Regions from separate parts of the Mus musculus genome. Here region 2 is linked to region 1. A link is a contact called in ENCODE Hi-C or POLR2A ChIA-PET data. All regions are on one chromosome and are shown on one strand. The core of a region is the stretch at or near the end of the contact, and the rest is flanking DNA. Distances in the headings are between cores, read along the strand shown. Region 1 has its middle 23 kb from the start of D130051D11Rik. Region 2 has its middle 32 kb from the start of Lncppara.

Region 1 (5,179 bases), core at 1,279-3,778:
TCTAGCTAGTCCTTGGCCTTGCCAGATCCTCTATTGTAGCCTCAGTTTGTCTGCCAGTGCAATGGATGCTTGGCCCCCGTGGGCGTTGACCATTGGTGTTCTAATGTGATGGCACTGGTGGGACCCTGTCATTCCCTGAGCCAGGTATCCTGGTGAGGGTCAGGGGTGGGGAAGAGGTTTAGCCACAGGACCCAGGCAGGATTTGGGGGGTGGGAGAAGAAAAGGGGTGCTGGGAGGGGGCATTCTGGAGAAGCCGCTGAGCAGACCTTGGAAATTCTTTTTTTTTTTAAAGATTTCATTTTTTTTCCTGTGTGTGGGTGTTTTGTTTGCATGTAGATCTTTGCACCATGCATGTTCAGTACCTGACAAGACCAGAAGAGGGTGTCAGAGCTCCTGGGACTGGGATTACAGGTAGTAAGTAGTGAGAGGCCATACGTGTGCTAAGAATCAAACCCAGGTCCTCTGGAAGAGCAGCTCTTAATGGCTGAGCCAACTCCCCAGCGTTCTGGCACATTCTAAAGACTGACCAGTCCACCCCTATCCCTGATGATGATATTGGAGGCACTAAGTTCCTAGGAGCCAGACTGGGCTGGCCGCCCTGGTTTATATAGCCCTACTGTAGTACGGCCTTCAGCACTTGGAGGGCCTCAGAGAAATTGTCCATCATTCTGAAAGCCTGCTGCTGCAGGATCAGGCCAAGGCTAGTGGGTGCCTGTCTGTCCTGTGCTGCTGCTGCTGGGTCAGGAGACAATGGGAAGAACAACACACTGAGCCCTTCCCTTCACTGTCACCATTGAGAGCTAAAAGGACATGTGCCTCGGCCTCTCGTCCATCCCCCAACACTGCAGCCAGAAGCACCAGAGGGCTGATCCCAGGTTGGGTGAGCACTTTTTTCCTCTCAACATTGTTCCCATCTTTGTGCATTTCCTGTAGGCCCTAACCACTCCCGACCTGAACTGCACACTCCAGAGACATAGGTGGCAGTGACCTCCTCCTGGGGGGGGGTGTGTGTCATAACCAGGCCTCCCAGTGACGGTACCCCATCCCTACGGGTGCCCATCATGTGGGTGCCTGAGGTCCTGTGGGCCATTGTGGCTCTGATTGTCAGTGACCCTGTAGGTTCCCAATTCTGTGAGTTCTTGGTACTGTGGGTGTCTGTGCCTTTGTGGGTGTCTATATCCCTGTGTATTCTTGAGACCCTGTGGGTGTCTGGCCCTGTGTGGGGGGATGATGGTGATCATGTGTCTGGTTCTGGGTGGATGATGGCCCTGTAGCCTTCAAAGTCCTGACCAAACTGCCATATGTCCTCATAGCCACCAGGGGGCAGAAGAGGGTGCAGGCCCACCTTCCAAGAGGACCTGTCTTCCCTTGTAGAGCCAGAGCTTTGTGTAGGCAAGAGAGGTGGGGGCTGCTGAGCAAGGGAGGCTGAACAAGGTCACTCCAGGCCAGCAGAGAAATCTTGGCTTGGATCCTGCCTCTGCTGCTACCTCCCACATGACTTCACCAGCCCGGCCCTCATCTGAACATGCAGCAAGCACTGGGCCCACTTCAGGCATCGCCTCCAACGCGGAAATTAACTTCCTGCCCAGAGAGGCTGCGCCCACACAGCTGCAGGTCTGGGCCGCCAGACCTGGGGCGCTCTGGAGTCCAGTTGAGGCCTCTCCTGCCCTCCTCCTGTCTGCAGATGGGGAAATTGAGACCCAGCCAGGGAAGGGGGTGGGGGATGGGGGGCTTGGATAACATTGCACAATAAATTCAAATCGGGGACAGGGCCAGCTGGGCCTGCAGACACTAGGCCTGAGTGCTTCACAGAGTCATCTTCTAGCCCGTGTCCCAATCCCACCAAGCACTGAAGTTGTGCTGCTATTGAGTCCTGAAGGTCTTCCTGTGCCAACCCCAGGTGCCAGGCACTGCGGCCACCAGCCTCAGAAGTGAGAAGTTTCATATTGTTTTCCAAGCCTGAGGTGTGGGTGCTTCTGGACTATGTGGGGACTGGGGACCTCATCACCAGTGCCGGGCCTGGCAGGCACAGGGCAGGAGTGAGGAATCAAGCCTCTTCAGTACTTTCCTGGCATACCGCAGCTTCTCTCTGTAGCTTTCTCTGCAGCTTCTCTCTCTCCCAGGATATAGAGCGGATAGTGGATAACCCAGCAGTCGTCCTCTGGGCGAGCATCCACCCAGCTCCTTAACAGAAGCTTAACAGTCAGAGAGACTCCTCAGACCCAAGAGGGTGAACCAGGAGGCTTTCCTTGTCCCTCAGAGTGTCAAACAGGAGTAGCTGTGGATTCTTTCTGGGGCTCTGAGTGTAGCCGGCCCCTCCCCCCTCAGGCCTTAGTTTCCCCTTGGTTGAGGCTACAGGCTCAGCCCAGGACTAGGATAGTCTCAGCTCAAGGCTGGGTGACGAATGAAGGTCTGGAGTCTAGGGCCTGGTCTTCCTTTCAGCCACCAAAAAGGGCTCATTTTGTGCCTTGGGCAGGTCGCCCAGGCAAGGAGGCCACTGGCGGCCATTCTCCAGGACCTCCTCCCGTCTGCAAGAAGCATTACCTCATCGGGAAGCCATTCCGGAAAAGAGCTGCAAGAGTTCCATGAGTGGGGATGAAGAGGGCTTTCCAAGAGCCTCCTGGCCACCCAGGAGCCCAGCCAGGGTGGACAGCACATCCCAGTTTCTGTCCAGTGACCGCTACAGGGAGGTGACAAGACTGAATTGGACTGAGCAGATAGGAGGAACGGTCCTGCCTGAAGCCAGCAGCTTCCGGGAGGGCAGAGCAGATATTTCAAGAGCTGGAACAAAATGGCCAGACGTGAGGGAGGCCGGAGAAATGAAGGGCAGAGTTGCCAAGCCCTGACCCTCTCCAGCCCATGTCCCCTCCTGCAAAATACAGAAGCATTAGGCACACTGAGATGTACCCTGCTGTCAAATGGCACCCGTCCAGAAGCATTGGGCTTCTCGATGACTTGATCAGCCACATGATCGGGAAACTGTAAGGACAGCTTGGGGTGGGGGGATGCACTAAAGGTGACCAGGAGAGCTCCCTAGCCGTTGACCCAGTGACAGTATTAGAGAGCACTCTTGGAGCCTTGATTTTCTCATCTGGAGAATGGAGCAATTAAGCTTCCCGTCCAAAAGACGTCTGAGAACACAGGCACTGACAAACTGGTGCTTTTGGGGCCACATCGGTGGGTCCTCCCCTGCCTGGGCCAGGGGACCCCTCCTAAGATGAGCACACACTTCTCACCTTGCCCCAGAGGGAGTGAAACGCTGTCCTCCAACTCCACCCACCCAACCACAGAGTTGCCCGGGCTCACTATCTTTTCCCAAATCCTACCTGGAGAATATCCATGCACCCTGAAAATAAATAGAGAAGAAACTGGCCCTGTCCGGATTACACTGAGACCCATTGAGGGAGCCTGTGGACACAGGTCCAAGGTCAGGCCCATCACATGCGGAGCTGTTCTGGCTACTTATTAGAGAAAAACCTAGGACACACCAGCAGGCAGGAAGTGTCGTTGGGGACAAGAATTAGATGTTTTGAGCCTGGGGCGTCAGACTGATCTTATTGAATGATTGGAGATTCCAAAAGGACAGGAGAAAACCAGAGGCTGGGCAGAAGGCTTTTTGTTTGTTTGTTTCATTGATTGATTTTTGTCTGCATTTATATCTGTGCATCATGGATGTGCAGTGTCCATAGTGACCAGAAGAGGGCACCAGATACCCTGGAACTGAGGCAAAGGCAATTGTGAGCTAGCACATAGGGGCTGAGAATTGAACCTGGGTCCTCTGGAACAACTCGTAACTGTCGCTCCATCTCTCCAGCCCCCCAGCAGTTTTAAGACAGCTGAGGAGCTCTTGAGGGAGCCCACACCCTTCCTCCTGTGCACAGAAAGTCCTGCCAGAGCAGGGCAGAGGTGCTAGGTAAAGGGCTTCCCTGCAGGCAGCAAGCAGACAACCGCCTGGGTGTTAAGGATGGCCGAGCTGACCCCAGGATCTGTGTGACCCCAGGGCCCCTGAAACCCTTGGCTGTCTCTGCACCCAGCCTAGCTAGTGAGGGGGCGGGACAGGGGCAGCTGGTACAGGGCCAGTACAGCAGGAGGTCTGAAGAGACTGAGAAAGCAACTGGGCAGAGAGCGGGGCTGGGCAAGACAGGTGGCCTGTGCTGTTTCCATGGCTCCCGGGCTCTGCCTGCCCAGCTCAGCCTGGGAAAAACAAGCTGGGCACAGAGCAAACAGTGCCTGTGGCCACTAGGACAAAGGCAGGGCTGTTTAGGTGCTTGCGGCAGCCAAAGGGCCTCCTTGGCGGAACATCGGTTTAGACTAGGCCAGTCAGGGTTGAGCTGCCACACCCTGCAGTGTCCGGGCTCTTAACCTCTGGGGTGCAAGCTGGTACTGTGGCTGGAGGCTGGAGGAGGGGGGAAGGAAGAGGGTCAGCAGCACCCTAGATATGTACTCTGGCATCATGGTCTCTCATCTGGGTTTTCAGGGCACTAAGAACAGCAGGATGCCCGTCTAAGTCCCTGGGCAAGCAGCCCCACAGCAACCCAAGAGTCCCTCCACCACCCCCAGGGGCGTCGCAGAGAGTGTGGGAAATGCACTTTTTGCTGCCACTGGGACAGATGCAGCTTTGGCCACAAGCCAACTGAGCTGGAAGTGCCAGCCAGAGTGCTAGAGAACAGGCCTGACCCTGAGCTGGAAGGAAGCACCCTTCGCCAAGACAGCACTCCCAACATCCTGTAGTACTGTACCCCGGCTGCCCTCAGATAGACATTCTGCACTGGCTAGAGCGCCATTCTTCTGACGGCTTGAATCCCCTCCCACAAGAGAGCCCAGCTTGTATGTGGACACCTGTGCTTCGGGGGCCAGCTTGTAGGAAGACGGGGACAAGTAGGGACTCATTCACAGAAGGGTCTCAGCAGCAGGCTGGTTTATGAGTAACTAAGGCCTTCCTGGGATACAGAGAGGCTGACCCTATGTCATCTCATTTCAGCAGGGAACATGTAGCCAAATGACACTCAGGCCAGTTGAGTGTGGAAGATATACAAAGGGTTAGGGACTGGACTGGGCCCTTTTAAAAAGGGGTCTATATTTGAGGAGCAAGGGGGCATCAGACAGCAGCCCTCGGAGTTCACAGGCCCCACAGAAGACCCTTTCTGCCCCTGGCTTGTGCCCCCACAGGCTCCAAGAT
Region 2 (5,179 bases), core at 1,214-3,713, 60 kb after region 1:
AGTACTTAGACTTTAACAGGTTTCTAGTAGTTAAAGGCCCTGACGGAGCCAGCAAGCCCAGGCTACCTTTATCTAGTATGTTCAGGTTCTCCCTCGTGGCAGTCCAATACAACGTGGAATGAAGTTTCCTGGGAAGCGGGACACACGAGGAACTTTTGAATTTACCAATGGCATAAAAAAATTATATTTTTTATTACAACGAGCAAGTTTCAATTGGTTGACAGAAATGGCGAGATATGACGTCAAAGGACACTGGTTAGAATGCCAAGGCCAGTGGGGAGGAGGAGGGGGGAGACAGGCACAGAGATTGTGGGATGGGCCCTGGAGGCCTTGTTCTCTCTGGCCCTGGTCGTCAACGGGCTATCATACACCTCCAGAACCAGCCAGGTCCAAGTGGCTGTGATCCAGAGCATGTCTGGACAGGAGGAGGGAATCCAAGTCTAGGGACCCTGTGTTCACATGTGTCTCTGAGAGCCTGAGGCCCAGGCTGGCCTGTGTTTGGAAAACGCTTGTGCGCGCCAGTGAAGCGATCTGAAAGACGCTGCGGCCTCCTTGGCATTCTAACCAATAACCAGGTCCTGGAGCCCAGCCGTCCCATTCCCCCTTTTAGGGGCCCGGGGTGGCCTGGAGCCAGCAGTGTCGCTGAAGGGCTGAGAGCAAAGCCATGGCCTTGAACTACCCTCGCAGCTCCCGTGCCCCAGTCCTAATAGCAGGAAGTTGTTTCCAGCGGGAAAGGAGCGAGCCTGGAGGTGGGCACCAGCTCTGGGCAACATGCCTCCGCGAATCCCATGCCTTCCCAGGCACCTTGCACGGCCCCTTTGCATGCTCAGTTCTGTGCATTACTTCCCATACCCATTCGAGAGGTTGTGTGCTCTCCCTGCCGTACCCCGCTGGGCACCGCGCCCCTTGCTCCGTTGGACTGGCTGGGTCGCCCATGCGCGCGCCCTTCCTGCGGGAAGCCACTGCCACTATCGGGCCCACAACGTTGTCTCAGTACGCTATCTAGAGCTCCGTGACCCTGGCGGCTGTCCTCTGCGCGTACCAGGCTGCGGGCGGGCAGAGGGGGATCCTGTAGACCGAGGGTCCCAATCGGCCCCGAGCGTGCACGCGCGTCCCGGTACTGCCCGCAATCATGGCAGCCAGAGCCTTGGAGCGCAGCCGCGGAGCGCGCCCGGGCAGCCGCCTCCGTGCCAAGGCGGCGCGGGTGGCGCGGGCAGCGCGGGCAGGGGACGCGCTCCTGCTCAGCCCTCCCCGCTGCGTTGGCCCCGGGGCTCTACCGGTGGGTCTCCGCGGTGCGGTGCCCAGTGGGGTGGGCGCGCGAAGGCGACGGGCGGGGCCGCGGGGCGGGCGCGCGCAAGCGGGGAGCGCCCGGGGCGGCGTGCCTGCGGGGGCGCGCACGCGGAGCTGCGGGGCCAGGCGCGGGGCCGGGGCGGCGAATCCGCAGCTCCCGCCGCCCTCCCAGCCCAAGCGCGCCCGTCTGGGTGGGGGCCGCCCGGGAGGGGCGGCGCCCGGACGCACGGGCCCGCAGCGGGCACAGCGGCCTCGTTGGTATTCCGGGCGCGTTCGCAACCCTGACCTCCCCGCGGAGCAGGGGTGCCCGGGTGCTCGGGCACGGCCGCCGCCACCGCCCCCGGGCGGTCTCCCCAGGACGCAGGGCGCGCGGGCGCCTCGCTTCCCTCGTCCCCTCCTCCCCGGTCCCCCGTGCCCCCTCCCCCGCCCCGATCCGGCGGCGAAGGGGTGGGCAGGGAAACGCGCTCTCTGGGACAGGTGCCAACTCCGAGACAAAAGACATAAAATAGGCGGCAACGGGGGAAGCGCGGCCAGCGCGCTCGGGCGGGGACCGCGGCGCCGCGGGGGCCGCATCCTCGGTGCGGGCCGGGGAAAGTTTGGGAAGTCGGTGCGGCCGCTCTGCAGCGGCGGGGGACGCGCGGCCCAGGCCGCCCTCCGAGCCGCGCTCGTCCTCTCCGCGCCGCTGCTGAATAATTCATGGCGCGCCCGCCGGCCATTAGCATGCACCGGGCGCGCGGCGCGTCTGTGCCAAGCCACCGCTGCATTCGGAGCCCGGGCAGCGCCAGACGAGTGGCCCGCTCCGTCCCGGTGCCCTCCGGCCGCCCCCGGTGGCTCTCACCGTGGCCACGCTCGCGCCCTGGGCCGCTGGGTCCCGAGCCCGCCCGACGGCCAGGCTCTGAGCGTCCGGGCCCGCTGCGCCCGCCTGGCCGCTCCGGGATGCACGTGAACTTGGAGAAAGTCACGGAGCACGCCGGCCCGGTCCTCCGCGGCAGGGCGTGGGCGCACGCGGGCCCGCACACTCTCGTTGGCGTCCGGGACAAAGGTCTCCAGTGGCGCCAGCCGTGGACGCGTGACTCGATCCTTCGGGCCACTCTTGCGTGGTGGGTCGTTGGATGTAAGACTGCAGAAGCCCGGAGAGCGGTGGGTCCCGGGTTTGGGGCCTCGCCGTAAGCTGGCCAGAGGCCGTCCCACCCTGCGAAGAGTTGCGGGAGCGGCTCCGCACTGCCCTCGGCTGTTTCTGCGCGCCCAGGAGCCCAACGCAAGTCACCCCGGACTCCAGCCAGCGGCCGCGGGCATGCCAGCGCAGCGCTAGCGGCGGCCAAGACGTGGTCTGGCAGGGCGGTGGACGTGTGCGCCGCGGGCATGATCAAGGTTGGAGAGGTAAGAGCCTTTTTCACTTTAGCTCCTTAGCATTTAAATATTTAATGGGCAGATTTCTAAGAGGGGTCCTACTGCAGGGATCTTTCAGAGTCGGGGACACATTCCAGGTAGGTTGCTCTCGAACCCAAAGCCAGGCAGCTTGCAGAGAACACCACACTGTCCTCCATCCGGAACTTGGGATTTGTGAAACACAGTTTCTGATCTCAGGTGTAGGGTCTGCTAGCCTTGTAGAGATTTTATCGAGCGTATAAAATATTATAGCAGACATTTTAAACAATAGAAAAGAGAAAACATCTGTTGGGGGGGGTGTTTGGAAATGTTGTTTGGAAGCCTAAGTCCTTTCTCAACAATTTGACCTGTTTTACTAAACCCTTTTTACTTTAAAAATATTTTTTGATGCTAGATGGACATTTTCAGAGAGCTTGTTTAGGGTGAACCTTCAGCATAGCAGCCGAAATCCAGAGTGCAGTGGAAGACCCTTGGGTGGGAAGTTCTCGTTTATGGGGCGGTTAAATAAAGCAAAGCAAAACCAAATAACAACAAAACCCAGTTCATAACCTCTTTAATAAATGCACCTTCTTATAGGTGGCTCACACAGCACAGCTAGCAGGCTTGAGGGGTTTGTGGGGACCAAAAAAAGGGGCAAAAGAATTTGTCTTTACAATAATTATAGGGGTTTTCAGGTAACACTGAAATTAATTTCTTCAAAGTTGGATTTTCAAAAGCCTAAGTGATCTCTCCAGGCCAGAAATAGCTTCATTTTATTTGAGCACATAGGGTCTGTCTATCTGGGAAATAAAACCGGGTCTCTACATGTGTGTATGTAGCCTGGGTTAAAAAGATACTCCAGCCTTGAGGATTAAGGCTGCTTTCATATGTGTGCGAGAACACTGCTCTTCTTCCCACTTTTTTTAAAAATGTGGTTTGGATAGCCTTGTTGGGGGCATTCACCTCAAATCACACAGAGTGGGGGGCACCTATATCCATTACACCTCAGACCCATGAACTGGCATTTGAGGCCCTGTTTCCGGGAATATGGACGAGGCTGGAGAAGTCCAAGCCTGCTCTTTGCTTACCATTCAGAGCTGCCTGCTCCAGTTATCTAGGATAAGAGCTCCAGAGTAAGGAGGCTTTCTTTTGACAGAGTCAGAACAGCAACCAGAGGCTAACTTTGACCATCTTTTTCATGTGTTTGGTTGGTTTTGGTTATATAGTTAGATATGTATGTATGTACGTATGTATGTATATCTCCAAATATGTGTATATAACTATATAACTATATATATATATGTATATATATATATTTAACCAAATATATGTAGATTGTTAGTCTGCTTTGTACTACTCATGGCCCCTGCTTAGAGATATTATTTATTACTTAATCAGAGGCATTTAGCAAATGCAAGCCCCGGGTGAAACATTTGAAAGCCATCTCAGATGGAGAAGTGCATCGTAGAAGATATGTGCCCACCCAGAGCTGGGGGTCTTTAACAGAAGCTCACACTCCATGGTAGCCTTGCCAGGAAAACGCTGCCAGGGTTTCCCCTTGTTCACAGAAGAGCCACACACGGCACAGGGCCGGGAGGGTGGAGATTGTGCCGTGGTTAGTCGAAGTTCTTCATCGTGCTTAAGACTAAGGCAGAACCCTCCGAACAAGTGAGCATCTCTACTTCTCCCCAGGCCATTGTGTGGAACCCAAAGCAATTAAGAAAGGCCAGAGTGTCAGAGGATGCTGTTCCAGGGCCTTGAACCAAGGCCATGATTTTGCCAAACATCAGGGTCTTATGTACTGCCAGAGCAGACCCTAGTACCTGGGAAATCACAGGATTAAGTGTGTTTGTTTCCAGGGAGGCCATTCAGGACATCTTCCCATGCTCAAATAGCTTGTTTTGGCAACATTTATATTTTTGTATACATATACACAAAAGAGGATGCTCTGGAGAGGAAAACAGATATTTGTCTATTTTCCTCCCTGTTGGATTAAATGTAAGGGACAGGTAAGTGGGCCCCTGGTGAACTGGACTGCTGTGCTGAGCTGCCTGAGGGCATGGACCTCCGTCTTTCTGCTGTTAAATTAGGGCCAAGCCCAGGGTGGCCACACCAGAGCCTCATCATGCCTCACACTATCCTGGGCAAGTGGTCTCCAGGGTCCTGGCAGAGGCTGGCTGGGCTAAGCATGGGCATGTGTGGCAGTGAGGCCCACCAGTATCTTCATCCATGGCATCGTGCTTCAGGCTCTGTAGCAGTGTGGCCTGCACCTCTGGCTGGCGATCTGTCTGTTTCCATCTAGTCTCCAGCAGGGCACATAGCCTCCAATAGCTCAGCAAAGACAAGGTCCTACAGGGAGGCAGGAGGAGAAGGGTGAGGAGGACTGTGCCCATTCAGATGGGCAGGCACCCTGCTGGGTGAGTGCCCCCCCCCGGTCTGTCCAGGGGAACTTCTTATGGGCCTTGAAAGAGGAACATTGCATAGGCAAGGGACAGGCCTTCCAGGCCAGGAAAGAAACATC

Evidence for each region. A loop is a pair of places that touch in the nucleus more often than their neighbours do. ChIA-PET counts read pairs that join two places held with the same protein, here RNA polymerase II (POLR2A).
Region 2: a loop to region 1 is called in a map of left cerebral cortex, with 5 times the contacts of the local background. The contact joins two enhancer-like sites. A Hi-C loop is called at or near these places in 12 of 37 maps with a recorded cell type or tissue (adrenal gland, gastrocnemius, heart and 1 more). POLR2A ChIA-PET finds 5 or more read pairs at or near these places in 3 of 5 experiments (Patski and embryonic stem cell).

The regions. Positions count from the first base shown.
Region 1 is chr15:85,609,412-85,614,590 of GRCm38, forward strand. No RefSeq gene overlaps it. Among named protein-coding and RNA genes, the nearest start is that of D130051D11Rik, 23 kb to the right of the region's middle. Within about 2 kb of position 2,529, at least 2 of the 3 ENCODE cell types and tissues checked have a DNase peak (open chromatin) inside an H3K27ac peak, as active enhancers do; they include gastrocnemius and left cerebral cortex, where a contact is called at or near this core.
Region 2 is chr15:85,669,452-85,674,630 of GRCm38, forward strand. No RefSeq gene overlaps it. Among named protein-coding and RNA genes, the nearest start is that of Lncppara, 32 kb to the right of the region's middle. Within about 2 kb of position 2,464, at least 3 of the 3 ENCODE cell types and tissues checked have a DNase peak (open chromatin) inside an H3K27ac peak, as active enhancers do; they include gastrocnemius and left cerebral cortex, where a contact is called at or near this core.